7 separate regions of the Homo sapiens genome follow, and regions 1, 2, 3, 5, 6 and 7 are each linked to region 4. Evidence: read pairs that join two places in POLR2A ChIA-PET (ENCODE). Cell type or tissue: MCF 10A. All regions are shown on one strand. Region 1 overlaps LOC102723480 (a long non-coding RNA gene). Region 2 holds the start of LOC102723480 (a long non-coding RNA gene). Region 3 overlaps BCAR3 (BCAR3 adaptor protein, NSP family member). Region 4 has its middle 32 kb from the start of MIR760. Region 5 holds the start of FNBP1L (formin binding protein 1 like). Region 6 overlaps BCAR3 (BCAR3 adaptor protein, NSP family member). Region 7 holds the start of BCAR3 (BCAR3 adaptor protein, NSP family member).

Evidence for each region. ChIA-PET counts read pairs that join two places held together with the same protein. Peaks named below come from ENCODE experiments on the same cell type or tissue, not always from the same donor. Only the 100,000 strongest peaks of a DNase experiment are listed, where the experiment ranks them.
Region 1: POLR2A ChIA-PET joins it to region 4 with 17 read pairs; 9 of 35 experiments call an interaction of 5 or more read pairs at or near these places.
Region 2: POLR2A ChIA-PET joins it to region 4 with 30 read pairs; 11 of 35 experiments call an interaction of 5 or more read pairs at or near these places.
Region 3: POLR2A ChIA-PET joins it to region 4 with 14 read pairs; 9 of 35 experiments call an interaction of 5 or more read pairs at or near these places.
Region 5: POLR2A ChIA-PET joins it to region 4 with 12 read pairs; 4 of 35 experiments call an interaction of 5 or more read pairs at or near these places.
Region 6: POLR2A ChIA-PET joins it to region 4 with 11 read pairs; 13 of 35 experiments call an interaction of 5 or more read pairs at or near these places.
Region 7: POLR2A ChIA-PET joins it to region 4 with 62 read pairs; 13 of 35 experiments call an interaction of 5 or more read pairs at or near these places.

Annotation. Positions count from the first base shown.
Region 1 is chr1:93,699,575-93,703,574 of GRCh38, forward strand. It overlaps LOC102723480 (a long non-coding RNA gene), which reads left to right. Exons shown (of 4, transcript XR_947602.3): 4 at 1-4,000. It also overlaps a transcript of BCAR3 not described here. Among named protein-coding and RNA genes, the nearest start is that of BCAR3, 20 kb to the left of the region's middle. RefSeq lists enhancers at 1,572-2,771, 1,995-2,905. In MCF 10A, no CTCF peak of the experiment used is centred here; DNase peaks (open chromatin) are centred at 2,287 and 3,087.
Region 2 is chr1:93,690,816-93,694,815 of GRCh38, forward strand. It overlaps LOC102723480 (a long non-coding RNA gene), which reads left to right and starts at 2,336. Exons shown (of 4, transcript XR_947602.3): 1 at 2,336-2,700; 2 at 3,199-3,359; 3 at 3,464-3,630. It also overlaps a transcript of BCAR3 not described here. RefSeq lists enhancers at 2,184-3,383, 2,393-2,562. In MCF 10A, no CTCF peak of the experiment used is centred here; DNase peaks (open chromatin) are centred at 2,296, 2,656 and 3,436.
Region 3 is chr1:93,662,807-93,666,806 of GRCh38, forward strand. The region is part of intron 2 of BCAR3 (BCAR3 adaptor protein, NSP family member); the gene reads right to left. Among named protein-coding and RNA genes, the nearest start is that of BCAR3, 17 kb to the right of the region's middle. RefSeq lists an enhancer at 1-278 and a silencer at 3,907-4,000. In MCF 10A, no CTCF peak of the experiment used is centred here; DNase peaks (open chromatin) are centred at 1,655 and 1,995.
Region 4 is chr1:93,812,678-93,816,677 of GRCh38, forward strand. It overlaps a transcript of BCAR3 not described here. Among named protein-coding and RNA genes, the nearest start is that of MIR760, 32 kb to the right of the region's middle. RefSeq lists an enhancer at 1,396-1,936. In MCF 10A, CTCF peaks have their summits at 538 and 1,505 (motif pointing left); a DNase peak (open chromatin) is centred at 1,514.
Region 5 is chr1:93,446,436-93,450,435 of GRCh38, forward strand. FNBP1L (formin binding protein 1 like) reads left to right here and starts at 1,683. Exons shown (of 17, transcript NM_001164473.3): 1 at 1,683-1,870. The coding sequence starts at 1,847. RefSeq lists silencers at 557-851, 1,791-1,840 and an enhancer at 1,332-2,310. In MCF 10A, no CTCF peak of the experiment used is centred here; DNase peaks (open chromatin) are centred at 566, 896, 1,666 and 2,846.
Region 6 is chr1:93,670,728-93,674,727 of GRCh38, forward strand. BCAR3 (BCAR3 adaptor protein, NSP family member) reads right to left here. Exons shown (of 12, transcript NM_003567.4): 2 at 3,887-4,000. Among named protein-coding and RNA genes, the nearest start is that of BCAR3, 9.1 kb to the right of the region's middle. In MCF 10A, no CTCF peak of the experiment used is centred here; DNase peaks (open chromatin) are centred at 1,594 and 2,614.
Region 7 is chr1:93,678,503-93,682,502 of GRCh38, forward strand. It overlaps BCAR3 (BCAR3 adaptor protein, NSP family member), which reads right to left and starts at 3,335. Exons shown (of 12, transcript NM_003567.4): 1 at 3,096-3,335. RefSeq lists a silencer at 3,078-3,357. In MCF 10A, a CTCF peak has its summit at 2,377; DNase peaks (open chromatin) are centred at 2,419 and 3,439.

The DNA.
Region 1 (4,000 bases), 110 kb before region 4:
TCCCGGCCCCATGTCTTGTTTTTAAACTCCAGCAAGGAAGAATCTTCTTTCCCTCCAGCCAGCCTTTCAACCCACTGCTCAAACAAAGCATTTTCTCTCAGAGGATGATTGCCAAGACCCACAGTTTAGTTCATGTGGGAGTGGAGAGGGGCCATAAATAATAATAGCCAAGTTTACTGAGTGCTTATTATGTAATAGCCAAGCACTGTTCCAGAGACATTACATATAGACCCATTTCACACACACAGGTGCACACACACACACACACATACACACAGTACAAATGAGGAAACAGACCCAGAGAGGTTGCCCGCCATTTGCCAGCTCTTATGAAGGGACTTGGACAGCCTGGCTCCCAGATGCTGCCCTGCCTCTCAAAGATCATCTCCCCTGGCTACCCCACCCCATTTTACAGGTAAGGCAATGAGCCCAGGGAGGTGAGGGACTTGCCTGGCCAGTCAAGGGCAGAGCTAGTCAAGTTGTCAGATCTTCTGACCAAAAAACCCAAGGCTTTTTCCTCCACCCTGGGGGCTCAGCACACCCAAGACTCCAGGAGTATGCCAATTGCACTTCACCCAGTTCAAAGTTTAGATCCCCCCTAATGCTTTAAACTAGAAAATTCTTTTTTTTTCTTTTGAGACAGGGTCTAGCCTTGTTGCCCACGTTGGAGTGCAGTGGTGTAATCTTGGCTCACTGCAGCCTCCTCCTCCTGAGCTCAAGCCATCCTCCCACCTCAGCCTCCTGAGTAGCTGGGACCACAGGGGCACACCCCTACACCTGGCTAATTTTTATAATTTTGTAGAGATAGTCTCAAACTCCTGAGCTCAAGAGATCTGCCTGCCTCAGCCTTTCAAAGTGCTAGGATTACAGGCATGAGCCACTGCGCCTGGCCTAGGAAATCCTTAAATGCCTATTTATTTGGACATGCCACTGGCAGACATCTGCACTGTACCTGAGCATCCCCGATGGGCTCATAGAATGCTAACTATAGCTTCCACCTATAGGTTAAACAGAGATTCTGCCCCTCTCCCCTCCTTGGCAGATGGATACAAACAGAAGCCAGGAGGAACAGCAGCACCTCACACATCTAGTAGCACTCCGGCAACGACTCTGAATACTCCCTGCAAGGCCGGCAAATATTTTGATAATCTTTCCCCTACAGGATTCTCCTGTGGAGAACAAATGGACACAGTCGGGAGCTGTCTTTCAGCGGAATTCCACAGGAAGAAACATTTCATCAGTGGAGAGGGTTTTGACTCAGGCCTTTTGGGGAGGGAAGCAGATTGCTCTGAGCTACTGCGGAGGGTAGGCTCTGCCCACAGGCGTCTGCCGTCCCCTCAGGACCTAGCGCAGGGCAGGCATGTGGGCACCCTCAGCGGACCTCACCAGGTGGGAGGCAGATGGTGTGCTGTTAAAAGCACAGCCTTCGGGGCAGCCAAACCTGGGTTTTGAGCAGTGGCTCTGCTGCTTGAAGCTGTGTGACCTTGGGCAAATTCCTTCACCTCTCTGCTCCTGTTTCCCCACTGTAAAATGGGCGTAATGAGAATATTTGCCTCTTGGACTGGCCCTTGAGAATTAGACCCAATGATGTCAAAGGAGCATGGAGCACAGGGCCTGCCACACGCAGGCACTGAATAACCACAGCGGTCATCGTGAGGTCCCCACTTGCCTTGAAGGGAGCTGTGTGGCTGAGTTCTCCGCTGTCACTGGTTCCCTTATTGAGCTTGCCTTAGGGGGCCCAAGGCCTCCTTCCAACCCAAAACGTGCCTTCGAGAGGGGCAGAGACCGGCCACCCCACGTGTCTTCCATTGGAATGGAAGTCAGGGTTCACCAGGCTGGGGGAGGGCATTGATGCCCTCATGTGCATCGGTCTGTTGGGCCCTGAGAAAAGCCCTAAAGATGCCTGGCAGGGGACATCTCTTCACAATGACATATTATTATTTTGAAAAAGATGAAGCCGAATTAGCAAGCATTTATAAAAAGTGGAAACAAAATGAAGCCACTGGGACAAAAGAGACACTGCACAGACCAACCACCGTGTGTGATGAGGGGCTGGGCAGGCCCACAGGGGCCTGTTTTATGTGGTGGCCCTCTTTGTCCCCACTCTGCCTGCTTCCCAGGCCTGCCCCTGGGCCTCTCTCCAAGGATGATTCTGTCTCCATTTTTGGTATCTACAGGCCTTGTGGGACTGGGAGGACTGAACTGGGCCCAGCATTCTCCAGGTGACTCACCAGGCAGGCCATGCAGAAAAGCCACTTCCTGCATCCCTGAGTGGCCAGTCATCCTCCTGGTACCTGCCTTAAGAACATGTGAGCCACCCTCAGGGGCAGGGTGGGACTGGGCTGTGCTCCAGGCATGGGCACCACATAGAGAAGGGCTGAGTGAGTGTAGTGGAAGAACCCAGGCCATCCAGGAGCCTGTGGCTTGGGGTGGGGTTGGGGGTGGACACAGTGTTCCTGGTGCTTTCTCCACAAAAGAAACCTCACCTTCCTAAAGCTATCGATCCACCCACTGGCGCTGTGGCAATGAAATTCTCACGGGGGAAAGTCTCAGGGCCAGCATACCTACCCCTGCACACTTCATGCCCCCAAGCACAGCACGCCATTGCAGCAGGCCCCTTCCTGAAGCTGCGCCCCCATGAATACGCCCTGTACCCATTCTGAGAATCAGGTCTGATATTATGGGAAGAAAATGTGTGCCTAGGCATGGCGGGGAGGGGCAAGTTAGGCAGGTCAGGAGGGAGAGTTTTGACAAGAAATCCAAGCACATGGGCCACAGAGGAGTCTTAAAAACAACCTCAGCCCAACTGTCTCCTGACTGTTCCCCCAACTTATCAGCTCAGGCCCAGGTCAGAGGAGGTCCAGGCTGGCCTGGCACAGCAAGTTGAGCCTGGTTCCCAGACCCTGCAGCTGGTTTTGAGCAATGGAAGTGGCAGTGAGTCTGTGCTCATGGAGTTCCTGGGCTCAGGCCCAGGTGGGGGTGGGGATGGGGGTTGGGGGGATGTCCCCTGTCTTCGATTTGACTCTGCTGCTCCAGTCACAGAGCTCTCTCAGAGGCAGACATGAAGCCAAAGCACTTCATTAAGACAGGAGGTCAGATAACAGCCCCAGCCCTCTTTGGAAACCGCACACCGCCCAGTGGCATGGAACAGGCCAGGTCCCAGCCCTCCCAGGAGTGCCAGGCATTGTATTTCAGAACTGAGCTTCAGCTACTCCCACAGGAAGGAGACGACTTGCTCCTACCTTGTTTTTAATTTCCAGAATACTGCAATCCCCTTAGGAAAACTCATGTTTTCATGATAGAATGGCAGCTGCCCACGCATGTCAGAGGCTTCAGACCTGATCCTGATCCTGATCAAGCCTGGAACAGTGATCTCTGGGCAGCAGATGAACAGCCCAGGGACCAGCAAAGAGAGCCTGCCCTCTGTGGTCCAAGGCTGGCCACCGCGGCCTGTGCTAGGCAGAAGAGCTCACAGGTGTGTCCTGCTTTACTTAACTCAAAGACAGCTGCTCAGAAGTTGCCTGGAATTGGAACTGTGATCAGGCCAGGCCCTCCTTAGGTTTCCAGAGGGACTGCTTATCATATATACTACCTGTGTGGTGAGGGGTCTCACTTGAAGACATAAAAAATGCACTCCAAACAGGAAAACAACTTTTAAAAATTATTGACATTTAACGATCAGCTGTGTGTGTATTAGGGATTTTTAAAAAGTGAAACACAGCCAGGCACAGTGGCTCACACCTGTAATCCCAGTACTTTGGGAGGCTGAAGCAGAAGGATGCTTGAAGCAGGAGTTCAAGACCAGCCTGGGAAACAAAGCAAGACTCTGTCTCTATTTAAAAAATTAGCAGGTGTCGTGGTACACTCCTGTAGTCCTACCTACTCGGGAGGCTAAGGCCAGCGGATTGCTTGAGCCTAGGAGTTTGAGGCTGCAGCAAGCTATAATCTTGCCACCACACTCCAGCCTGTGACAGAGCAAAACCCTGTCTCTTAAAAAGAA
Region 2 (4,000 bases), 120 kb before region 4:
TTAAACTACTAGGCCTTTAATGTATATTCGTTTTCTAGGCCATTTTCTTGACTGGCTGCCTGACATTATTGGGTGCTTCAAGGGTGAGTGGAAAGGGGGAACTTGGGAAAAAGGGGGAATCTGACTGAAAAAGTAGAAAATGCTAAATTAACACTTCTGTTTCACAGTTTTGCCTAAACCGAGTCCAATTAAACCATTAAGATGAATAATATGTGTATGAGTTTTAGAGTCATTCTGGGGTAAAATATCACTATACTCAGGAGGAGAATATGGAGCCTCAGGGATTGCCCAAGGCCACTGAGCAAATTACATAGCAGAGCCAGGACTGAAGGTGAGACATTCTAATTCCACATCCCATCCTCTTTCCACAACACCCACTGCCTGAGCCAGTGTGGGGCTATCAGGGTTGGGAAGTGGTGACTTCAGCCTCTCAGAAGGAAAGCATTATAGAAATGATAGTGGTAATGGTCCCACTGGGGAACAGCCTCCCATTACTTCACAGGCTGCTGTTGCTGAGTGGGAAAAATGGTCTCCCCTGCACTTCAGAGCTAAATCGAAGCAGGGGCAAGTATGACAGACACACCCCTTCCCTGTGGGGTACACACAGCCTGGGGTCAGATTACTGTCCCTTTCTCTCGGCTGTTTAAGGTGCTTATTTTTACAGGAGTTATCATTCTACAAAGCAGGACACAATCCACCCTGCAAGAGACAGGCGGCCTTGGCAGGCAGGTGGTTGCCAGTGGGTGGTGGGAGGGGCCAGATTAGAGCCTTGGTCCTTGCTCCCAGCTCAGCAGCCTCCTGCTTGTGCCTGTTCCTTCCTCATTTTCCACCCAGGAGCAGAAGGGGCAGGCAGAGCCCAGGAAGGAATGTGCATCTGTGAGGCTCTGACCAGCAGCCCATTTTTCAGGCTCAGTCAATCCCTGCAAAGTAAGGGTCATTATCCCATTTTCCAGGAAAAAAAAAATGCAAATGGAAATGGACAGGAAAGACCAAGAGTTCTCAGCCTTTTTTCTAATAAGACATGAATATGTACAATTCACTCCCACGTGAGTGGCAGGGGTGTACGATCCCACACCATTCTCTTTCACTCAAGAGACCTTTTGCTGCTAAAATGTGGACAACTCTTAAAGCTGGACTTGGTTACACTATTCTCTCTACTTTTGCATATGGTTGAAAAATGCCATGATGAAAAGTTAAATAATGTTTCTAAAATTCCTTTGGAATGCAAGTGAGTGAAAGTGGTGCTATGATAAAGACAATCTAGGGTTGGCCAGTTTGATTTTTAAATAAGTGATTTATAACTGACACTGCATCATTAGGAATGAAGTGCTCGCCGCACAGCTCGGCATCCAGTGCAAGAGCAGCTGGCACAGCAAGCTGGAGGGCTGCAAGAGGCTGTCAGTTTGGCCCTTTCCTCTCTGGTTCCTTCCTCACAGGAACCCCCCTCCCCAGTGCACACACAGCTGCTGTGGGGCACTGCTTTTGCCTCCTCTTGTGTGGTAACCATTTGGAACTGCTTTTAATGGTGCTGTCGACAGTACTGAGGTTTCCAAATGGTAAGAATAATTTCCAGATAGTAACACAGTCAAGCATAAGGAGACACACAAGAATTGGCCTAGGTGTCTGCAAAGAGGGAGAGAGCACCAAAGGTTCTGATGGGGGAAACACAAACTAAATATGAATCATAAAAGCTATGCTTACCAGCCCAGGGCTAAGAACTTTGTGTGCATCATCTGAGTTAATCCTTTCAGCAACCTAGAGAGGTGGGGGTTATTAAGCCCTTTTTATAGACGAGAAAATGAAAGCACAAAAAGGCAGAGTAACCAGCCAAGTTCACAGAGCTGGGATGTGGAGCTCCCTAAACTGGCCTCCCTGACTCCACTGCCCACTTCATCTCCCAGTGTGAACCCTTGTTCCTCAGAGTGAGTGGGAGAGTTTGGGGTTGATTGCTTGAGCGTGGTGTGGAATGGCACAGTGAATCTTAAGAGAAGCAAGCAAGCTGGGTTAGGTAAACTTAGCCCAGTGCCTGGCACTTGCTAGGCATTCCATAGATATTTGAGATTTGGACTTTTGAACAGAGTTTCAGACATAGGGTCAGAGTGTGTGGGGGTCTCAAGCAGGTCAGGAACCACAGTCAAGCCTCTACATACACTTGAATTTTCCCCATGGCAGGAACCCACATTGAAGGTTCACAGGTGTGTCCTAGCGCCGTCCTGGGGCTGTGGAGCAGCTGCCTCTCCAGTGCCCGGGGTTTGCCATAAATGCCGAATCTCAGCCCCACCCTAAGGCACTGACTCAGAACCCACATTTTAACAAGCCTCCCAGTGACCTGTGTGAGAGGCACTGCTCCAACTCAACAACCCTCCTGCAAGGGAGCAAGCCAGCAGTCATCCTTCTACCCAGTACAGGGGAAATTTCTTTTTCCTGTACTAGGCTTAGGGAATAGCACTTTGGGGGGCTAACCCCTGGTGCTGCCCTAACCTCTTCCTCACAAAACCTTTCATACAGCTGTGAGAGGCAAACTTCTCAGTTGTCAGCATTTCCAGGAAGAAAGAACCCCTTGAGTGATCTCCATGTGACCTCGTCTGTCTCAGGTTCATGAACATGAAGGTGAGAGCAGCTCTTCCTCACAGCATGACCAGGCAGTGACAAACACGCCACATGGAAGGAAATGAGTGAACAATCCTCGCATATTCTGAAGTGAGTCATTGGCCTTTCTTGTGGACTGGGTACTGGATGATTAAATTTCTGGTTTCTGTTTCTTATTTCAGAATATATTGATGATGAACACATAGCGTCCCCCAAAGTGCAAGGTGCTGGGGACAACAGATCAGGTGGTCCTTTAAAACACTTTATACAAAAATAATATTATACTGTTACCACCTTGGTAACACAGTAAAAATAGAGGACAGGTAAGATGCCTCTGTAAACACGGACTGCTGTGATTTTGGTGACTAGTAGGGGGCAGAAACTCGAAAGTAGCTCCAGGGACGCTCACCTCTTGTGCTCCTATCCCACTGTCCATCTCCCATCTGCTCTGGGCTCTCAGTGTGGAGTGGAGCTGATAGTGGTCTCCACCACCAAGGCTCTGCCTCTTGCTTGAGCCCCTGAGCACCTACTCTTGGCACTCTGTGTGCTTTGCCCACTTAATCCTCACGACAGCTCTTTGAGGCAGGTATTATTATCCCTATTTTATAGATGAGGAGATTGAGGTGCAAAGAGAGGCTAAGTTGCCCAAGGTTGCATGTCTAAAAAGTATCAGAGGATGAGAATACAGATCTGACCAGGATTCTAAAGCCCACGTCATTCCCTCCACACCTGGTAGCTTCAGCCTTGCCCAGCTCCTGGTGGAACTTCCGGTAAGGGATGCTCACAGAGCACAGGGTGGGGAGCTCCCCTGGCACGTGGAAATCACATCACACTGTTGGCTGGCAACTCCACTTCCATGTCAATCTGGTGCCAGCTCCGGGATCCTGAAATGCCCTGCATGAATCATCAAGGGACAAAAAGAGGAGACTTTCCAGGGACTGACGCCCTCCCAGCCACCGTGGGATCCCGGCTACTGTGACTGAGCCCAGTCATGACTCCAGAGTGCTTCACATCACATCATTCTTTCTCAGCATCCAAAATGTGAGTCCTCTGGGCATGAATTCTCTCCTCCACTCCACTCTCCATGGCTCTCCTGGTCCCTTCCTCTTTCTTCTCCCTACCCCTTTCTTTTCCAAACCTCTCATCCATTCTTCTCTATAGTCCCCTTCTCCATACTTGGAGGCCTATGCCTTCTTAATATCAACCTTCTCCAACTTTCCTGATCATTAAAGTCACCTGATCATCAGAATCATGCACATCCCCTGGCTCCTGTCCCAGAGGTCTGAATTGGAGAGATCCAAGTGAGACCTGGCAGCCAATGTTTAACAAGAGCCCATGTGTCCTTATGATCAAACACATTTGGGAGACCCCAAACCACACTCCTCCTGTTGTAATCCACCAAACACTGTTC
Region 3 (4,000 bases), 150 kb before region 4:
AAAATCGTTGTCTTGATAATCCACTTTATAATAGAATATTTCCTGAGATCGATGTCAAGCTTATCATTTTGTAGCTTTTCTCTCTCTAAATCCTTTTTTAAAAATTAAACTATGTATCCACCTGCATCCTTCCTGTAGTTCTTGTTACTCCATTATTCCTCCAACATCACATGATTTGATGATCTCAGTCTCACACTCCCTCAGTCTTCTTGGACTTTGGGGCTTCACCTTATCGGGTGGCATTAGAGTCTCTTGTCATGGCCTCATCTACTCCAGGCCAGCGATTCTTGCTTCACATTTATCCTACCCTTTCCAGTCAGAGAAGTCATTTCTTGATGGAAAAAAATGCAAGCTGAACAGAAGCTTAGCAGTTTGGTTTCTCTCACAAGCCCCTCTCTTTGGTCTTATTGTTCCAAACATAACTTCTGAAAGCCCTTTTGTTACCCTTCACATTTTTCACAATCCTCTTTTCACTCTGCACTCTGTTTCTTTACAGCCCAGAGCCACCCTCTGATATGGACCTTGGTTGCATGACCCGACCTTCCCTGGGTCTGGCTCAGGGTCCAAGGTCAGGAAAGCACAGAGGAAGTGGCAGCACAGAGAAGGCAGGTCCAAAGGAAAGGGTTATCTAGAAAGTGCCACCTGCAGTCAGCAAGTCAAGGAGAAAAAGTAACATGATACCTGGAAAGATGTTAAGGTCAGAGGTCAGGAAAGGCAGGATTGCTTATCAATCCAGTGGAGCAATACAAAGGGCTATACCGTGGATGAGAAATTAGGTCAGTTGCAAAGAAGATGGAGAACAGGTGCTGCTAAGGAGAGGTAGTTCAAATGGGCATCCTTCCTCTGAGGGCTCCTTACATGCACAAAGACCTGGCCTTTCTGTCTTTGAATCTCCAGCACCTAGCATAAAGCCTGGCACACCAAAGTTCAACATACTTGTGAATGAATACATCAAAGTGGCCCTGGCTCCTCATTACCACACTGGGGGAATCCTTTAAAGGAGCAGGTTCAGACTGGAGTCAGTCTTTCATTCACATCCTTAAACAGAAGAGCTATCTGGATGGCCACATACCTCTTCCTCCTTTGGAACTGGGGTCACAGCATTGTTTTTAATTGTCCTGAACTGTGTTTCTCTTTTTAAACTTGAGGCCATGGGATTGTGTTTATCATGTACCTCGACCTTGGGAATCCTTTTTCTTACAGTCTAGGGTAGACTATAGACAAGAACACATTTCCCTCCCTGGCTGTCAGAGATTCTAAGGCCTGATTACTTCTAAAATGCCTGGTTCTTTCATTTCAACAGCGAGTTCCTACTTTTCTTTTTACTTTGAGACGGAGTTTTGCTCTTGTTGCCCCAGGCTGGAGTGCAATGGCAGGATCTCGGCTCACTGCAACCTCTGCCTCCTGGGTTCAGGCGATTCTCCTGCCTCAGCCTCTCAAATAGCTGGACTTACAGACATGCACCACCACGCCCAGCTAATTTTGTATTTTTAGTAGAGACAAGGTTTCTCCATGTTGGTCAGGCTTGTCTCGAACTCCTGACCTCAGGTGATCCGCCCACCTCGGCCTCCCAAAGTGCTGGGATTACAGGCGTGAGCCACCGCGCCTGGCCCAGTTCCTACTTTTCTATGAGTCAGTGTCTATCTTATCTGAAAACATTGCAATGCCTGATGACTGTGTTCATGAAAAGAATGGCAATTCAACTCCTTTTTCAGGCAGTTTCCCTAATCATGTTAAAACAGCATCATTTAAATATCCTGCATATTACACTATGGTGAGTCTATATAGGAATCCAAGACTAATACACAGTGGTACTGGTTGATAAAAACTTGACCCAGTCATGGGTTAACCTGGGCTCAGCAGAATTCTAGTGACAGCATGAAGCTAAAAGCCACTGTTGAAATTTTAACTTGGCAGCAGTCAGTCAAATTGAATAGGGTAAGAACAAGAAAAACCGTATCAAGGCCAGTATGTCTCTTGGCAGGCAGAGAGGATCTGGCATCAGTGAATCATCAGGCTTCAGGCTGTCTAAGCTCAAACACAGCACTTCTGATAAAAGCAGATGCTTTGTTTGGCTGCTATCTATCTGCCCTTCCTCCAATCCCACCAGTCCCATCTACCCCACCCCCACCCATTCCCTACCGGCTTCTGAAAGAGTGTGTTTGTAAAGGCTTTTTCTAACTAATCGAGAGGCAGAATAAAAATGCTATGGTTTTGAGATAATGTCCTCAAGCCTCTAAGAGGAAGGGCTTCTGCCTACCAGATAAAGGAACATATCCCCTTGACCTGTCTTCCCGGGCAGACACCCATCCTCAACGTGGCCACCTACCTAAACCTTGAAAAAGCAGCCATCACCCTTTAGGCAAAGGCAGACACTGCAGTGTCCATGTACCTCCTCTGTCTACAGGGTCCTTGGGGAATGTCCAGGACCGCTGGGAAGAAACCACAGGAGTATAATCACCATGCTGCTGACACAGACCCCAGGGAGGGTGGCCCTGAAAACATGTCTGCCTTATTTAAAAAAATCAAGTAGTGGATAAAATATGCTTTAGTTTAAATGGCAAGATAGTCTCCTATTGAATTCTATCATCAAAAAAAAAAAAATCTTCTTTTGAACACCAACCCTATCCAGATCCTATCTATCCATATCCTATCTTATTTCTCTGCACTCGGCCTCCTCTGCTGACTCCCTGGAACAAACTGTGCTGGGATTCCTCTGAGGTCGTTCTTAGGGTTCCTTCCCTTTACTCTTTACATAGAGCTCTAGATCTCTCCTTTGACGATGGCATCCATTTCCATGGCTTTAATTTCACTTCTGTGCAGACTCCTAACTTTATACCTTTCAGGCCAGACCTTTTTTGCAGAGCTCCAGGCTCATAATTCCAACCGCCTGTCTGTTTAACACCTCCACTTAGACATGCATGCATCTCAAACTTAGCAAACCCCAAACAGAAGTCCTGATTCTCAGCAATCTACCATAACCCCCTTCCCTAAGAAAATGCAATCAACCAAACAAATAAAGCCTTGGTCCTCTCCCAAGCTTCCCTATCTCAGCAAATGCCCTATCCCATATACCCAGCTGCCTGAGCCATGCTTGACTATACCTCTCCCCCACCCCACCATATCCAAACCTCAGCAGATATGGCAGACTGTACCTGCAAACTATATCTCGAATCCACAGACTTCTCTCCTCTACCACCACGCTAGTGCAGAACCCCACCTGCTCCCTGTACTTTTACAACCACCTCCTGCCTTCCCTCCTCATCCTCTTCTCCATCAATCCTCCTCCACAGGGAGACAAAGCAATCTTCTAAAAACTGATCGTGCCATTCCCTTGCTTAAAATCCTTTAAAGGTAGATTTCCTTTTGCCCTACAGAGAAAATCTGAAGTCCTTACCCAAATCTAGACCAGTGCTAGCCAATAAAAACACAACGTGAGCCACATGGGTAATTTTAAATTTTCTGATAGTCAATTTAAAAAATAGCTGAAGTTAATTTTAATCCTTTATTTAACCTACTATTTCAAAGACATTATTTCAACACGGTTACATAAAAATTATTACTGAAATATATTCTCTTTTTATATCAAATCTTCAAATTCCCATGCCAGAGAGGCCTTCTCTCCACCAGTCTAAGTAACTTGGGGTCCTCTGATGTTGTATCTTCCTTGTACCTCCTCATTTTGTAGTTACGTACTTAATGATGCATTTGCCTGAATGCCCCCTAAACTGAGAACTCCCTAAGGACAGGGGATACATCTATTTCGTGCTTCACTAGGTACCTGGCATCTAGCACAATGCCTGGCATAAAACAAGCTAATAAATACGCATCGAAGAATAAACAGCAAAGACACTGATATTAAGCACAAGAACAATCAGGCAAAGGCTCGGGGCCCGTTCACTGAAGACAGGCTCTGTTTTGTGTATTAGTACGATGGTATGCTGATATTTTAGTGCACTGCGTAGTTGTTATACCTATAAACTGTTGAGTGTTGGCCAAG
Region 4 (4,000 bases):
CCTGGACCTCTTTGATTGTGACTCTCACATGTTCCTCACAGGCATTACCCCTCCAGGGTGGGCTGGACACAATCATCTGCAACACCACTGCAACTCACAGTGTGGTCCAGACCAGCAGCACCAGGTAGTTTGTTAGAAATGTAAATTCTCTACCCCCCTATCCCAGGCCTAAAAGAATCAGAATTCCAATAGTCCTCCAAGTGGTTCTAACACACATCATTGTCTATATCATCTCCATCGGCTTTTTCTACTCTATGTCCTTTTTCATGGCTACCCCTCATAGCAGTCTTTTTACTGTTAACATTTCCCCTGCTCATTCAGATTCCAGCAGTCTTACCTTTTGGAAGGATTGCCCCAGCAAAGCTGTAGGTGGTGGTTCCACCCTGCATCCCTCCCCCAGATGACCCTCCTTTCTCCTTCTCTGTATTTCACAGGCCCTGGAATGCTCCCTGTGTCCCCAGCCCCCAGAGCTCCATTCTGCCTTCAGCTTGGTCCACTGTTCTTCCTCCACCTATAGGTGTGAATTATATTCACTCCCTCAAAATGTTTAAGCAAAGGCCGTCTCATAGGTCAGGTAAATCTATTATCAGGTAAGCTTTGTGTGCAGTCACTCTGGTCAGTCCAGGGCAAAGGTCAGGGCTCCACAGTGGGCTGAAGCCACACTTTACTAAAAAGAGGCCTCACCTCACTGCCCCCACCCCCTCAATGAGAAAGCTTTCACTGACTCAAATCGGGTGTGGCTACCACAAGTCCAAAGCTCTGAAAAACTAGGACAGTTTCTCTCTCTCTCTCATTCACTTTTAATATGGATATAATTTAAAAGTTACAGAAAAATTGTAAGTACAGTATAAGGGACTTCCATGTGCCCTTTGCCCAGATTCACCTATTGCTTTCATTGTGCTCCATTTCTTTTGTGGCCTTATTACTATCTCTGTGTTCTTCCTTGACTATTTTAAAGCTAGTTGGAAACATTGTACCCCTTTACCCCTTAATATTTCGGGATCAAAGACATTCTGTTATGTAAACATATTATGATTGCAACTTTAGGAAACTTAACATTGATACAATACTACTATCTAAACCACAGTTCAAATTCAGATTACGTCAATTGTCCCAATAATGTCCTTTACATTTTGTATTGCTTTTTTCTCAGCCCAGGATCCAATGAAAGATCAATCATTTATTGCATTTAATTGCATTTAGCTGTATGGCCCTCCTTTAACCTGGAACAGTTCTGCCTTTCTTTGACTTTTTGGACCTTAGCAATTTTGAAGGGTACTAGCCAGTTGCTTAGCAGACTGCCCCTGATTTTGAGTTTATCTGGTATTTCAGGATTAGGTTTAGGTAAATTTTTTATGACAGGAAAATCACAGAATTGATGTTGGATCCTTTTCAGTGTATCTTGTCAGGGAGCAGGGAGCACATGGTGACATATGCCCCAATACTGGTATGTTAGCTTTGATCTCTGCAAAGGCAGTAAATGGCCTCTTGGTGGAGGCTGTCCTCTGCTGGTTATTCTCAACATTGCATCACTTCTTGGCCTTTTGGCTAAGATCAAGTGTATTCTCAACATTGCAGCTGCTATGCCTCTGCTGATGTGATTGACAAAGGACCAGATGCCCTGAGTACGAACTCTGACACTTCACTGGTTGTGTGACCTTAGGCAAGTTATTCAGCCTTATTGAACCTCAATTTCCACATCTCACAGGATGGTTGAGGGCGAAGGGGTCCCACAGAGATGGTCATGCAGTGTATTCCTAAGCTAAAGTCTACACTGGCTGCTATGACTTCTAGGCGGGCAGGGCCTGGTGGTCCCTGGAGTGGTAAAGCTGCTCTTCAGGACTCACGTCCACTACCTGCAAAACCTCCAATGGGCTTGGGCTCTGCCTTTGTCGCTGTTGTGAAGGAACTCTGGGCAGCCCTCATGGAGAAGGAGGCCTGGCCTTTAGTGTTTCTGCCCTGTGGGCCCATCTGGGGGTCACCACTGGTGTGTGTACCAGCTGTTACACCGGCATCCACTGGTGTTACAGCCACACAGCTGCTCCCAGGCTGATGATGCCCCTGTGAGACTGAACACAGCTCCTGTGTGGCAGCCAGGAGAGGAGGCGCATACATCCCTTGACTCCCACAAACCAGGCATCAAACAGGTTTAATCCACGGGGCTTTCACCTGAACTAACCCAGGGATTCTGTCTTAAAAGACGGAGTGCAAACTCCGCTCCTACCTAGACTTTAGGTTTCTGTCCACATTTTCTGTACAACCTCAGAAGCTTAGGTGCACCCCCACACATTCCTTCCTCCTTGCCTGCCTGCCTTCTTTCCTACTTTTAATAACTATTTATGGAGCACCAGGCACTGCGTTAGGGCTATATGGAGAGCACAATATACAACTTGCCCCCACAGAGCTACAGTTTATTGGGTAAAGGAAACAAGCTGAGCAACAATTATATCACACCTGAGATCCCTGGGCTGTCTGAGCAGGCATTCAGGTCCCACCGGGCCTCTTGGCTGCACTTATCACCTCCCAGGTGGCCCAGAGCTGCCGCCTCCTCATTATCACTTTATATTTATTCAGTGCTCTCCTAGGATGCCAGCGAGATGCATTTTGTAGGCCCCAGGGAGAAGCTCAGAGACGGGGAACTATGAGAAATAAGCAGATCAAGAAGGAGAGAAAGAAGAGAAACATTTCTCAGCATAAACATGATTAGTTGTTTCTTTTCTTACTCGAATTTACTCTTCAGAACAGAGGCATTTGCAGTAGTGAACTTGAGCTTTCTCTGTGGGGTCTCCATATTTTTGGTATCTTGAGATTCCTGGGGATTGATGACTCAGTAAATGCTGAATATAAAGTGAACCTCACTTGGTAAAGCTGGCGCTGCAGATTAGGTTGTAAGAGGTGGGGCTTCGCAAAGCGGGGAAGCAGCCCTCCCCAGAAGAATGGGGAGGGAAGTCACTTTTCATCCATGTGTGAGATACCATTGCCTGATTCATTCTGCTGCACAGGCTTCTTCTGAAGGGAAAATGAAATAAAACATGGGAAAGGGCCATGTACATTTGTATAGAGATGCGCTATACACCAACAGACACACGGAGAACATGTTTGAGCCAAAAAATATAAATGAGGAGTTCTAATGTAATTTTACAGTGGTTTATTAGGTAGCAACCACACTTATCTCACTGATTAGGAGGTTAGAAGAATGCTGCCGTGGTCAGGGCCTGTGCTAGGTTTACAGGATCTGATTCACACCTTCCCTGATCCCTCAGCCATGTGTATAGTACACTCTACATACAAAGGATGCTGGGGAAGAATGTGAATGGAACATTCACAAACATATTATTACTACTGAAAGAACAAGAGGTACGTATTCAGGCTATCCAGATATGCAAAAGGCCAGCTGCTAGTTGGAAAACTATACTAGAAAATTCCAAGAGAGTGAGGACTATGCTGTCTTAATCACCACTGTATACCCAGAATCTAGTGCTATACCTGGCACACAGTAGGCACATAAAATAAATTAGCTGCACAGAAAGCCCACTGTGACTAGTTTATTCTATCACTGTAGGATAATTTTTGCTCAGGAATTGACAGGAGAATAGAGTTTTATGTTTTCTCATGATCATATCCCCCAAGCAATATTTTGAAATTATGCTGCAATTTATAGCTTTGCTTTCATTGGTGAATAATTCACAAAATCCTTTAGAAATTAAAACTCTGGGCTGGGCGCAGTGGCTCACGCTTGAATCCCAGCACTTTGGGAGGTTGAGGCAGGCAGATCACGAGGTCAGGAGTTCGAGACTAGCCTGGCCAACACAGTGAAACCCCATCTCTACTAAAAATACAAAAATTAGCTGTGTGTGGTGGTGGGCGCCTGTAATCCCAGTTACTCAAGAGGCTGAGGCAGGAGAATCGCTTGAACCCAGGAGGCGGAGGTTGCAGTGAGCCAAGGTTGCACCACTGCATTCTAGCCTCGGCGACAGAGCTAGACTCCATCTCAAAAAAA
Region 5 (4,000 bases), 370 kb before region 4:
CTTGAACCTGGGGGGTGGAGGTTGCAGTGAGCCGAGATCGCGCCACTGCACTCCAGGCTGGGTGACAAGAGTGAAACGCCGTCTCAAAAAAAAAAAAATCCATTTCCCCTTACTAATTAATGTTACTTGCAATTGCAAAATACATTCATGATTCTAGGGAGTGATAGGAAGTGATGGGAGAGGCGGTTAACAGTGTTAGGTGACATAAATAAACGAAGAAATTATTTTGGAATAGAGGCAATGTAGAAAAATGTTAGAAAGTGTTGTTCAATCCTTCACAGGCTTTTCACTGCATGGTACAAAGTTAAGCATTTAAAAATTGGCTATAACCCACTTGGAAGAGGGCATTTGTATGCTTAAAGTGGCCTCAGAAAAGGACAGCAGAGAATTTAGGAAGATTAGCAACTGGACTGTCAGGCGAACTCAGGCTGTTGGCCTCAACTCCAAGAGGGAGCGCAGCTAGGCAAAAGAATACGGATTAAGCGGAAGAGGTTGGAACACCTGTCCAGGCCAGGTAGGGGAGGAGTTTCAATGCTGACAAAGAACCCGTTGGGAGAGCTTCCTAAAACACCCAGCTGTCATGACGCACTGAGGAGTACTCTACTAGTTGACTGTTTTGAAGTGTGTGTGTGTGCGCTTGCTTGCTTTAGGAGACAAGCTATTAATACTAAAGCATATGTTAGGGAGTTGCTCAGCGTACTTGATATCTAGTAGCACCAGCCAAACTAGCTAACAGCCTTTCCATGGAGATAGGCCAGGAAGTAGCTCCATAGAGAAAAAAGGAAGTAGTGGACCTGCCTCCAAGGTTCCGATACTGGGAGGTGAAAGAGATCTGAAGTTCCGAATAAGCTGTTTACACTACCAGAGAAAAATCTGGCTCCCATCCAACCCTCACCCACGAGGTGCCCATTCCAGACATGGGGCAAGCTGCCTTCTCATCTTCCGCAGGTGACAGCTCGGCTCACATTTGTCCACGTCTTCCATCTCGTGCGCTGGCAACATACCTAAATGATTACTGGAAGAGCTGCCTCTTTTTATAATTTCCTGACAGAATTTATAAAATTAAAATATTTAATTAAAGACAGAATCGGGGACATGTTGCCTTCACATTTGCTGTTCAACCTGTGCACATTTTGGTGGTTCCCAAGAATCGTCATGCCAAAGCATCAGGCTTGAAAGGAGAGATCACCTTAAGCATCAAGATTTAAAAAAATAAAACACAACTCTCCTCAGTCTAAACTCTAGGATTTGGATGACGCTTCCCTGTCAAGGTTTCTCCCGAGTGGAGGAGACAAGAGGCAGGAAAGGCAGGTAACTAAAATTGCCTCATGTAAAGGGGCTCAGCGCAGAGGAGGAATGAGATAATAGCGGCGGTGGGGGTCTTTTCCCTTCTCTCCCTTTCTATCTTGGAAACAGGGGTCCGACTGGCAGCGGAGTGGGGGCAGTCCAAGCTCCGGGGTACCTGCAGGAGGAGACTCGACCAGCGAGAGGGGCCAGCGAGGGTGACCAGGTGCCCGCTTGGGGACCCCGCCGGCGGTGGCCAGGCTAGCCCAGGTCCTCCCCGATCCCAGGATGCACTGCGCCCCGCCCCCTCCCCGCGCCGCGTTCCGCCTCCCCTCGGCCCCGGCCCCCTCCCGCCCAGCGCGGGGAGGCGGGGACGCGTCGGCGGCGGAGGCTTCTCCAGTCGCGTCTTTCTCACTCACTGGGGAGCCCGGCGGTGGCGGCACCTTTCGAGGTAGACCCGCTGAGCTGCTAGCCCGCCGGCCAGCGAGTGAGAGGTCGGACAGACTGTGGAGCCGACAGACTGAAGGACAGCGGCACCGCCAGACGGCCAGAAAGTTCCGCCATGAGCTGGGGCACGGAGCTGTGGGTGAGTCGGGGAGAGGGGCGCCCCGCACGGACCCCGGCCCCTGAGAAGCGCGGGTTGGGCGGGCGCCGCGGACCCTCGGCGGTGAAAGCGCGCTCCGCCGTCCTCGGTCCGGCGCTGGCGGAGGGTGAGGGTCCCGCTCGTCTTTGTGTGCAGACTCCTCTTCCCTTCTCGGCCGGGGGTCTAGGGGGCCGCTAGTCCGTGCTCCCGCCTTTGCCGCCGTGGTGCAGCTCGGGCGGCGCCCGGGACGGCCGGGGGAGCAGCCCGCGGGCTCCTGCGTGCGCCGTGATCCCCTCTTGTTCCTTCTCCCTCCTCCACCTTCACTTTTCCCGACGCCTGGCTTCGCGCCCGGCGGCTCCTCTCTTCCTTTGTATCTCTCCTCCCGGAGGCGGGGGAGGGGGCCCATTGTCCCCAAGGGGCGCTGTTCGAGGGCGGGGAGGGGACCGGCCGCGATTCCTCGCCCGGGCCAGGTCCGCGGGGCTAGGGCGTCGCCCGTCTGGGGCGGCGCCGCCCAGAGCCCTCGCCCCAGGTATGGGGACCCAGGCGGCTTTGTTCGGAGCCCGGCCTCGGGCCAGCCAGGCCCAGCCCACACGCACATTTCTCTCTCCCTGCCTCAGTGCTTCGGGCGGGCACAGCTTCGAGGGACTCCGGTTTGGCCACCCCCGGCTGCAGCCTTTGGGCTGGTGGGTTGGTTTTGGGGGCTGAATTAAATCGAGTGATCGATGAGGAAGCTAATTTTACCAAAAGGAGCGTACGGTCTCCCTGTTGCTTTACTTCCCTTTCCGTTCTTTATTCTCACTTGTTCTTTCTCCTTCGTTCTCTCCTTTCCTTTCCTCCTTGCCTTTCTTTGGCACAGGAGGCTCCAGACAATGCCCAGTGTCTGGCCAAGGTACGGGCGGAGGGTAATAGGTCGGAGAATTTGCTCCTGGCGCCGGCGCGGAAGGGTCGAGGTGTGGAGGGCAGTGATTTCTCAGGTGCGGAGGGCAGTGATTTCTCAGGTGCGGCCGGGAGAACTGGGGGCGTGGGGGCGCTGTCCCGAGAGCCGCCTGGCCTCAGCCACTCCCCTTTTTATTCCACCTGTGCCTGTTTTCCGTGCCTTTTGTTCGCGAGGATCTCGTGAAATCACTGCAGAGAAAGGGGAGAAATAACTTTTGAGTATGTGTGTGCCCAGCTAGGGTGGGAGTGAAAGCCAATGGGTTAATTGAAAGGCAAAATGTTTTCTTATTTTTCACGTCTACTCATAGATTGGGAATCTTAGAACTGTGAGACTTTAGAGTCCATCTAGTGAATGCTTTACTTAGCCAGCCAGGAATCTCTTGTGCAACATTCTGTACAAGTGCTTACCCAGTCTGAAAACACACCACCCAAGAGAAAATACCTTAGGAGCCCCTTCATTCCGTTTCTTAGATAGCATTAATTGTTCTTATATTGGGGAGGATTGCATGGTAAATGAATTACATAAAGTTTAATTCTTTTACATTGGTTAGTTTCTCAGGCATTATTGGCCTTTTTCCCTTACACTTTGTGCATTCTATAATTGATTATAGTGAATTATCAATGAAAGGAAATGGGTATAGTTTTATTTTAAATTTTTAAATTTTTTATTTTTTTCATGCCTACCAGAGTGCATTCATTCGTTTTTATAATTACAAAATATTTTAACTTTTGCCTACTTAAATGACTTGTGCTTCAAAGGAAACTAAAATGTAAGTAGAATACTTCTAAAAAGTAAACATAGGAAAACAGTGGAGGCATGTTATTTAGATTTAACTCTTAAGATTTTTAAAAAATTCACTTTGTATCACACTAAAGAATAACAGTTTTAAGGAAAAACATTTTAGTGAATAATAAAATGTGATTTTAAAAGTTTTTTTTTTAAACTTATGGTACTACCTAAGGAAACGATTCCATTCCTCTACTGTCTCCTATAATTTGGTTACTTTCAGCATTTAAAGAGTTTCTCAGCAATCTGAAAAGATAAACTGTAGAAGAGATGGGAATTTTTGTTCTAACTAAAATTTGCTTTGTGTCCTTTGGAAATTCTGAAAAAGATTTTTAATTTTTCTCAACATTTAATACATCTCCATATTTTAAGATTTTTAGTTTGAGGATTTGAGGGAAACATTTATTAGA
Region 6 (4,000 bases), 140 kb before region 4:
CAAACAAGGTAGTTTATGAACATATCCTTTAAGCTATCTGAAAACTATAAAATGTAGGAGATAACAATTAATAATATTAGGATAATTATTCATGTTATAATTATTGGGATAATTAATAATGGAGGAATTAATAATGGAGGAAATGACACATGTAGATATGAAAGCTTAATCATGCAAGTTTTAAGGTCAAAGAGGAGACTTCCTCTGCTTTGTCTTGGGCCTCCGAGAGGATGTATTTTCAATGAATGTTCAATTATAATAAAGGTTATTATTATTATTTTTTGAAATGGAGTCTCACTCTGTCACCCAAGGCAGAGTGCAGTGGCGTGATCTCAGCTCACTGCAACCTCCACCTCCCAGGTTCAAGCGATTCTCTTGCCTCAGTCTCCTAAGTAGCTGGGATTACAAGCACACGCCAATATGCCCAGCTAATTTTTTTGTATTTTTAGTAGAGATGGGGTTTCGTCATGTTGGCCAGGATGGTCTCGAACTCCTGACCTCGTGATCTGTCCACCTCGGCTGCCCAAAGTGCTGGGATTACAGGCGTGAGCCACCAAGCCCGGCCTATAAAGGTGACTTTTTAATGATTAACAAGCTAAACATATTTTTTTGGAAAAGAGCAAACTTGCAACAGAGTACTTCACAAGACAAAGAGGTGCTTATCTGGAGGGCCTCCCTCTGAGCAAGATAGAGGAGGCAGGAGACATCCAAGGCGGCCCACTATCTTCATGCCAATACCCGTCAGGCCAATACCCAACATGATGAGATGCAATGTTTTCAGAGCTGACATCTGGGCAAGTCACTGTCAACTGAAATTAACCCCTGAATTCACTACGAAAAGAAAAAAAGAGGTGACTGAGCTGGAGTGAATGGTTGGTGTTTCGCAGCTCCTTTCAACTGGAAGAGTTGAATGAGAAGTTCCATTTCTCTCACTGTATTTTTGCTGTGGCACCTTTGGCAAAACCTCCTTCTCTAGAGCCTTGGGTTCTCATTCAGGCTGCTTGGTCCTAGCTCTGCATATGCAAAAACTTTGTTTATATCATTGCTGGTTTCAAAAAGGAATTCAGGCAGCTTATAATCTTATTAAGAATACTTAACAAAAAAAGAATATAAGGTATTTTGTACTCCTCAAAATTGGGAACACCTCAGGAGATTTTTTTTTTAATGTGTTAGAGAAATAAATATATTAATAGTAGTACAGAGCAGGGTAGGACTTTACGACCCTTTAACAGAGAACCATGTGCCTTCTCACTCAGCACAATTTTTGAGGGATATGCATTTGTTACTTCCTGTATTCATCTTTAACAATAAGATATTTTCAGTTAAGAAAAAAAGATGTGAATTTGGATTAATATAGCTCTCAATCATAAACAAACCCTAAACCAGGAGTGCTTGTTAAGTCTTCCACAGCCTGGACTTCAAACTCAGGACCTGCACCCACCCTCCGATAAGATCTTTTACAGAAATATGACCTCTGTCCAAGTCAGTTTTCAAATCAAAAAGCTTTACACTCTTGGCAGCTTGACAGCTTGGACCTTGGGTGTTTACCAAGAACTTCCCCAAGATAGGAAGGGTGACTCCATCACTACTGCCTCCCCACCCACCCCCCTAGTGTGGAGTTTCCCTTTGTAAGAGCTGGCACCTAGCCAGGGCCTCAGAACTTCAAGGAGTAAGTCTATAAACTGTCTGTGTCTAGTACATGGTAGACATCTAGCTCAGGACAGTTTAAGTTAATAAATGAAAAGCGGTCCACCATAAGCCAGCTAACAGTTGGTTCTGACTCCGTATCACACAGCCTGGCATCTGTGCTCATCTTTAGCAGGCCAGAAGTTACCTGTCTTTGCTGCTCACCTCCTGCATTCTTGCCCCTTAAGTGCCAATTATGCGATGTTAACAATCCTGTGCACAGGTATGCACCTCCATGTTCACCCATTCCAGCAGTGGCTGCCTGCCAACTTTCTGAGCTGGGAGGTCACCCACCTAGATTTTGTGGAGCCGGTCCAGGGCCTTCTAACCCCCAGGATACCCCAAGGAATGTCCTAATCTGGTGACAGAAGCAGTTCAGGGCTCTCTAGTGGTTTCTATGGAGATTATCTGGGCCTCCACTTATTTTCTTCTTGTACTACTGCAATTATGGAACTGAGAATAATTCTGAACTCTTGTTCGCCTAGCTTTGCACCAACACCAACACTGTTCTCCTCTCAATGTGCTACACTCCAGCCACAGGCCATTCCAGTTCCTTTTGGGGTTTTCAAACATGCCAAACTTGCTCCCATCTCCAGTTCTCTGCACTTGACTTCCCCATGCCTGCAACAGCCTGGAAGGCCCATGGTTGCTTTCCCTCATTATACAAATATGAGCTTAAATATCATCTCAGAAACCTGTTCATCCTACCAAAAACGTACCACCTCCAATAAATCTCCAGCATATCACTCCATTTCCTCTATAGCATTTGGTATAATCTGCAGTTGTCTTATTTATTTGTATATACTACCTAATGCGCTCACTAGAATGTAAACTCTGGGAAGATATTGCTTCAGATGCTCCACTGCTACCCTGTTAGTCCACATATTTCCACCACCCTATAAAAGGGCAAGAACAGATTGCTCAATAATTTGGCTGCTAGAATGTTTTCAATGCTGGACCAGCCCTTCATTTAAGATAATCAGGACTGAGCAGAATTTTCCTGGTAAGCCCTGGGGCTTATGAAATCAACATACTCTAATATAGGTGCTCCATATATAAATATTGAACAAATAAATGAGCTAGGATCCAAGTGGCTTTGCGACAAGCTTGGACAAAAAGAGAGATAACAAAAGAAACAGTCCCATTCTTTACCAGATAGCATCACAGGCTGCTGATCTTCCCCAACAGGAAAAGGAGTGCAGTTTCCAAACTAGCTCTAACAGGCAGAAACCAATCACAGCCAGGCCCATTACAAACCCAGAGAAAAAGCATTTACAACCATAAGGCTCATTTACCCAGATCTCTGTCACAGAGAGGGAAAAATCAATTCTTGTCCTAAAGTATTCTGAAGCTGACCTGCTGGTGCATCCACATAAAATTTTATTTCAGCATGCTGACAACTAAATATAAGGAGATATGGGGTCTAATTTATAGACATCCTGGCATCTCTATAGAAGTGGATGGACATAGTTCAGAATCTGATGCTATGATAAAAAGAAAATACTTGGGCTTTCTTTTAAGGGACTTAAGAGAGGAAGCTGGATTTTAAAATATCCTCAAATGTTACATAATGTTAAGAAGTGGTTTTTATTTAGGTGTTATAGTTTTTTTTACATTGTGGTTATACAGTTTTTAAAATAAGAGTCCTTATCTTTGAAAGGAACATACCAAAATATTTCCAGATGAAATAATATGAAATCTGAGATTTGCTTCAAAATAATACCAAAGGAGGGAAGTAGGTGGGAGTACAGACAAAACGGGACTGGCCTTGAGCTGGTAACTGTTGGAGCCGGCTGACAGGTGCATGGGAGTTAATTATTCGCTCAACTTTGTGTATGTTTGATGTTTTTCCTAATAAAAACTTCGGAGTCTCACTCTGTTGCCCAGGCTGGAGTGCAGTGGAGCGATCTTGGCTTACTGCAACCTCTGCCTCCCGGATTCAAGTGATTCTCCTGCCTTAGCCTCCTGAGTAGCTGGGATTACAGGCACATGCCACCATGCCCAGCTAATTTTTGTATTTTTAGTATAGACAGGGTTTCACCATGTTGGTCTGGTCTCAAACTCCTAACCTCATGATCCACCCATCTCAGCCTCCCAAAGTGCTGGGATTACAGGTGTGAGCCACCACGCCCGGCCATAAAAACCTTTTAAAAAGCTGTTTAAGACAAATCATCTTCACTAGTGAAATTACAGAAGTTACCTGAAGGTGAAGGTTTCGCCGTGCCGGTCCTGCCATGGGCTCTCCTGGATGCCATCCTGGGTCACAGGCGAGTTCTGCCGTGGGGATTTGGAGTGGGGGAGGGTGCCCATGTGA
Region 7 (4,000 bases), 130 kb before region 4:
TAGATAAGGGAAATAAATGTTCATTTGATATATATTCTCTGAGGGCTTATGGTGTACCAAGGCTAAGGATATAATAAATTAGACAAGCTCCTGCTCTCATGGAGGAATCCAACCTATACAAACAAGAAAATGAGTTAACATCCAAGTTGTAAGCACGCTAAGGAATATAAACAGGATGAACTGACAAAGGATGACTGTTGCGGGTGGAGAGCTACTTTACATTAGGGTGGACTGGGAAGGCCTCTCTGAAAAGGTAACAATGACATGAGACCTGAAAAAAGGCAAGGGAAGGAGCCAGTCAAAAAAAGGTCTGAAGGGGGTTCCAGGCAAGGGATCTGGCAAATGCAAAGGTCTTGCCATAGGAACAAGCGGTTGGAATGACAGCTGATGGAGACTAAACCCAAGTCTCCAGCCTCTGGCTCCCATGTTTTCTCCACTTGGAAATATTTCTGTCTCAATGTCCCTAGTCATTATATACTTCTTATGTACCATTTGATTTTTTAAAAATAAAATGGTATGACTCAGAACCTAGGCTTTGGAGGCAGATATCTACAGGTTCAAATCTCTACTCTGCCACTGACTTACCAGCTGTATGGCCTGGGACAAGTTACTCAACCTGACGGTTTCTCATTTTAAAAAATGACTTAACAGCTATTTCATAAGATTGTTGTAAAGATTAAAAGTGATTGTGTATACAAAGTTCTTGAAATACTGCAAACACTTAGTAAATAGCAGGTCCCCTCTAAGCAGGACAGGGGCTGCTCTTATCTATCTTGTCAGATAAGAGTCACTGTATCTCTGTTATACTGAGGGTTCACAAAGGAAGTAACTCTGAGAGTTCACAAATGAAGACTGCAACTGGGAAGGATGGGGAGGGAAACGTTTTAACCTAGAACAATAGATGCAAAGACACCAAGCCAAGTAGGACATGGACACGGACACAGACACAGACACACGTACAGGCAAACCAAGTGAGCCTACATGCAGTCTTTAGAAAAAAGCCCAGGTGAGACTCTGGCCATCTGACTTCTCTCTACTGTGCAGGAAAACAAACACAATGTCCTGACTCAGTCTAATGCCAGATTTTGAAATATTATACAAAAGTCAAAGACTCTGCATCTTGATATGAAAATCTGAGACTCATGTGAACATCAGGAACAAGAGCGAGGCTGACAAACTTTACCACATGTGCTGCCTTCCTGGGCCTGGTCAGTCGCTGGGCTTTGAAATGTTTGTGAACTGAGGCCCAACTCACTTGCTTTACAATGATGTCTCAAAGAAACTGATGATCTTGCAAGCTGAGGCAGAGATAAGCAGCCCACTTGTTTGGATTTTACTCTTTTATTTCTGAAACGGGATATTTTCAAGTTTAACTCATAATGGTTATCTGATGTGAGCTTTAAGAACTTTTCATTATATTTTAAACTCTGGAAATGTAACCGTCTCGGCTGCCCCATGACAGAGAATTTACAACTTGGATCTGTAGTTTTATAACTTCTCTGGAGAGTCAGATGGAGAGAGGAGATGAAACAACCACACATATTCAATTGGCTTATCCACTTAAAATGAAGTTTTGCTTGGGTTTAGGAATTAAGAGTATCTCTTTATTTTTGAAGTAAACTTATGAAGTCTAGCCAAATGATTCAAGTATGAATAATTCCTCCATGGATTGTATTTCAAGCAACACAGTACAGGATTTACCCGATAAGGTTCTTAAGATTAGCATCCATTTGACAAGCAGTTCTGCCTATATGAACAGGAGATTTAGACCTTGGTTAGTCATCCTGGAAATGCCAGCCTTCTCAGCAGCACTTTAGAGAAAGTTGGAGTTGGAGTGGTGTGGGATCCCCTGGCTTGGCAAGGTCTTTACGTTATCCTCAATACCCCCTGGCACGCCCGCAGACAAGCGCTTTGCCTGTGGGCTTCCCATTGTTACCCGGGTAGCCCCTTCCCACTTGGACCTGTGTTGAGCTGGGCCCCACCCCCAGCACTGAGGCCTCTCCCAGCCTCCAGGATCTCAACTCAGTCCCAGGCAACACAAGGGAGGCTATCAGCTCCCAAAATGACCTTCCCTCGGCCAGCGTACTTTCCTTGGGGAGGTCTGTGTAGCCTTGGGAGATAAAGTCAAGGTTTAAAACAATCTGAATGCACGGCTCTACTTTCCATCTCAGCTAACAGCTTTAAGCGAAAACAGATATGAGGTTAGGAAAATGGTTTTTCTCCTTTGCACCTTGCTTCAAGCGAGTTAACCCCAACCATGACCCGACCCGCCGCCCCACGGAACACGCCGCCTTGCCAGATGCTTCGGAGTCCGCTCAACCTCCTCCTCGACGAGTGTCTACACCTGATTACACCGTTTTAAAGCGGCGGCGCCCTCAGCGGCCTAAGTGGGTAAGGACAGTTGGGCTGTACGATCTATCGGAACCTCCTTCCCACCGTCCCTCCCTTCCTTTGCCTTCCCTCGCCTCTCCCCACCGCGACGCAGAGGGAGCAACACAACCAACTATTCATTCTTTCTCAACAAAGGGAGAGAGGGAGGGAGATGTTGTCAACAGTTACAGGGCAGGCTCCTTCGCTTTCTTTGCAAACTTCCCAAGAGATTACCGGAGAAACTCGCCTCCTCGGAGCCTTGGGCTTCCACCAGAGCGCTCTGGGCCCTCGCATCTGCCCGACCCCGGCCGGCTTCTGCGAAGAGGGGACGGGCGGGACAGGGCGGGGTGGCCGGCAGAGCAGCTCCGACGGGCAGGGGGTCGGGCGAGGCCAGCGCCCGGGAAGATGCCGCTCGAGTGCCACCGAGCAAGATGCCTGGCCGCCAATCGCTGAGCGCTCCCCGCCGTGGGCCACGTCTCGGGGAGTCCCAGCGCGCTCGGAGGGCCTGGAGAGCGCAAGCCCCAGCCCCACTTCAGTCACCCCCGCCCCCAACGCCAAATCCGCTGGCGGGGGTGGGTAGGGACCAACAAACGCCGGCTCTACTTTCCCCAGAGCCTAACTTTGTCCAACAAACTTCCTAGCGTGTCCTCACCGGGGTGGGGGAGGCCCAGGCGCCCCGGGAGGAACAGCACCCCGAGGACGCTGGGCGCGCGGCGGAGACTCACCTCCCGGCGCGGCGCTGGGCGCTCGGGCTCTCAGGATCTCTGGACCTCCGGCTGGGGCTCAAAGGCGCCGCGCGGCCGGCCTCGCACCGCCCGCGCCGCGGCTGCTCCCGGAGCTGGGGACGCTCATGGTCCGCGGGGCGTGCCCGCCGAGAATCCCGCGCGCGTCTAGCCGGTGCGCCCCGCAGCTCCGGCTCCGGTCCCGGCCCCGTCCCCCGCCCGGCCAGCAGCAGGCGCAGCTCTGAGCCGGCGGCGCGCACTCCGGCCCTCAACTGGTGATTTGCGGCTCCGCGGCCCCACCCCGGCGAGCCGATTCGCGCTGCCTTGCGGAACCCCCCGAGACATTTACATTCGGTGACCTAGCCAGGCCCTCCTCTGCCCGGATTTTAGAGTTTGGCTCTCTTCGTATCTCCCCAAGGAGCCAGTCCTCAAGTATAGCTCGATCACTTCCTTTCTGAAGCTCTCTCCAGAGACAGCCTCGTCGAATCCACTCCTTCCCCTTCCCCGCGTTATTTAATTACCCAACAGATCTGCTTTGCTCGTCTGCAGACACCTGGCTGGCTTTCAATGTGAAGGGCTTTGATGAGACAAAGCCCCAGGTAACCACAAATGAACCATCCACGGGAACAGGCAAATCAATTGCACTCGTATGGACGTATTGAAAGCAAAGTGCGAGTTGGCGGTGGCACTTCAGCACTAGATGATTTGGTGGGGTGAAAAATTGGAGCCCACTGGAAAAGACTTAACACTATCTTATATCAAGATCCATTATAAAGTCATAGAAATAGTAGAAGGATAGACAAACTGACCAATGGAATAAAGTCCAAAAACAGATTTACAATATGTGGTCACTTGATTTATGTCAGGTGCTGCTGTGCTGTATTGGGGGTCAGATTAGCTCTCTCTTT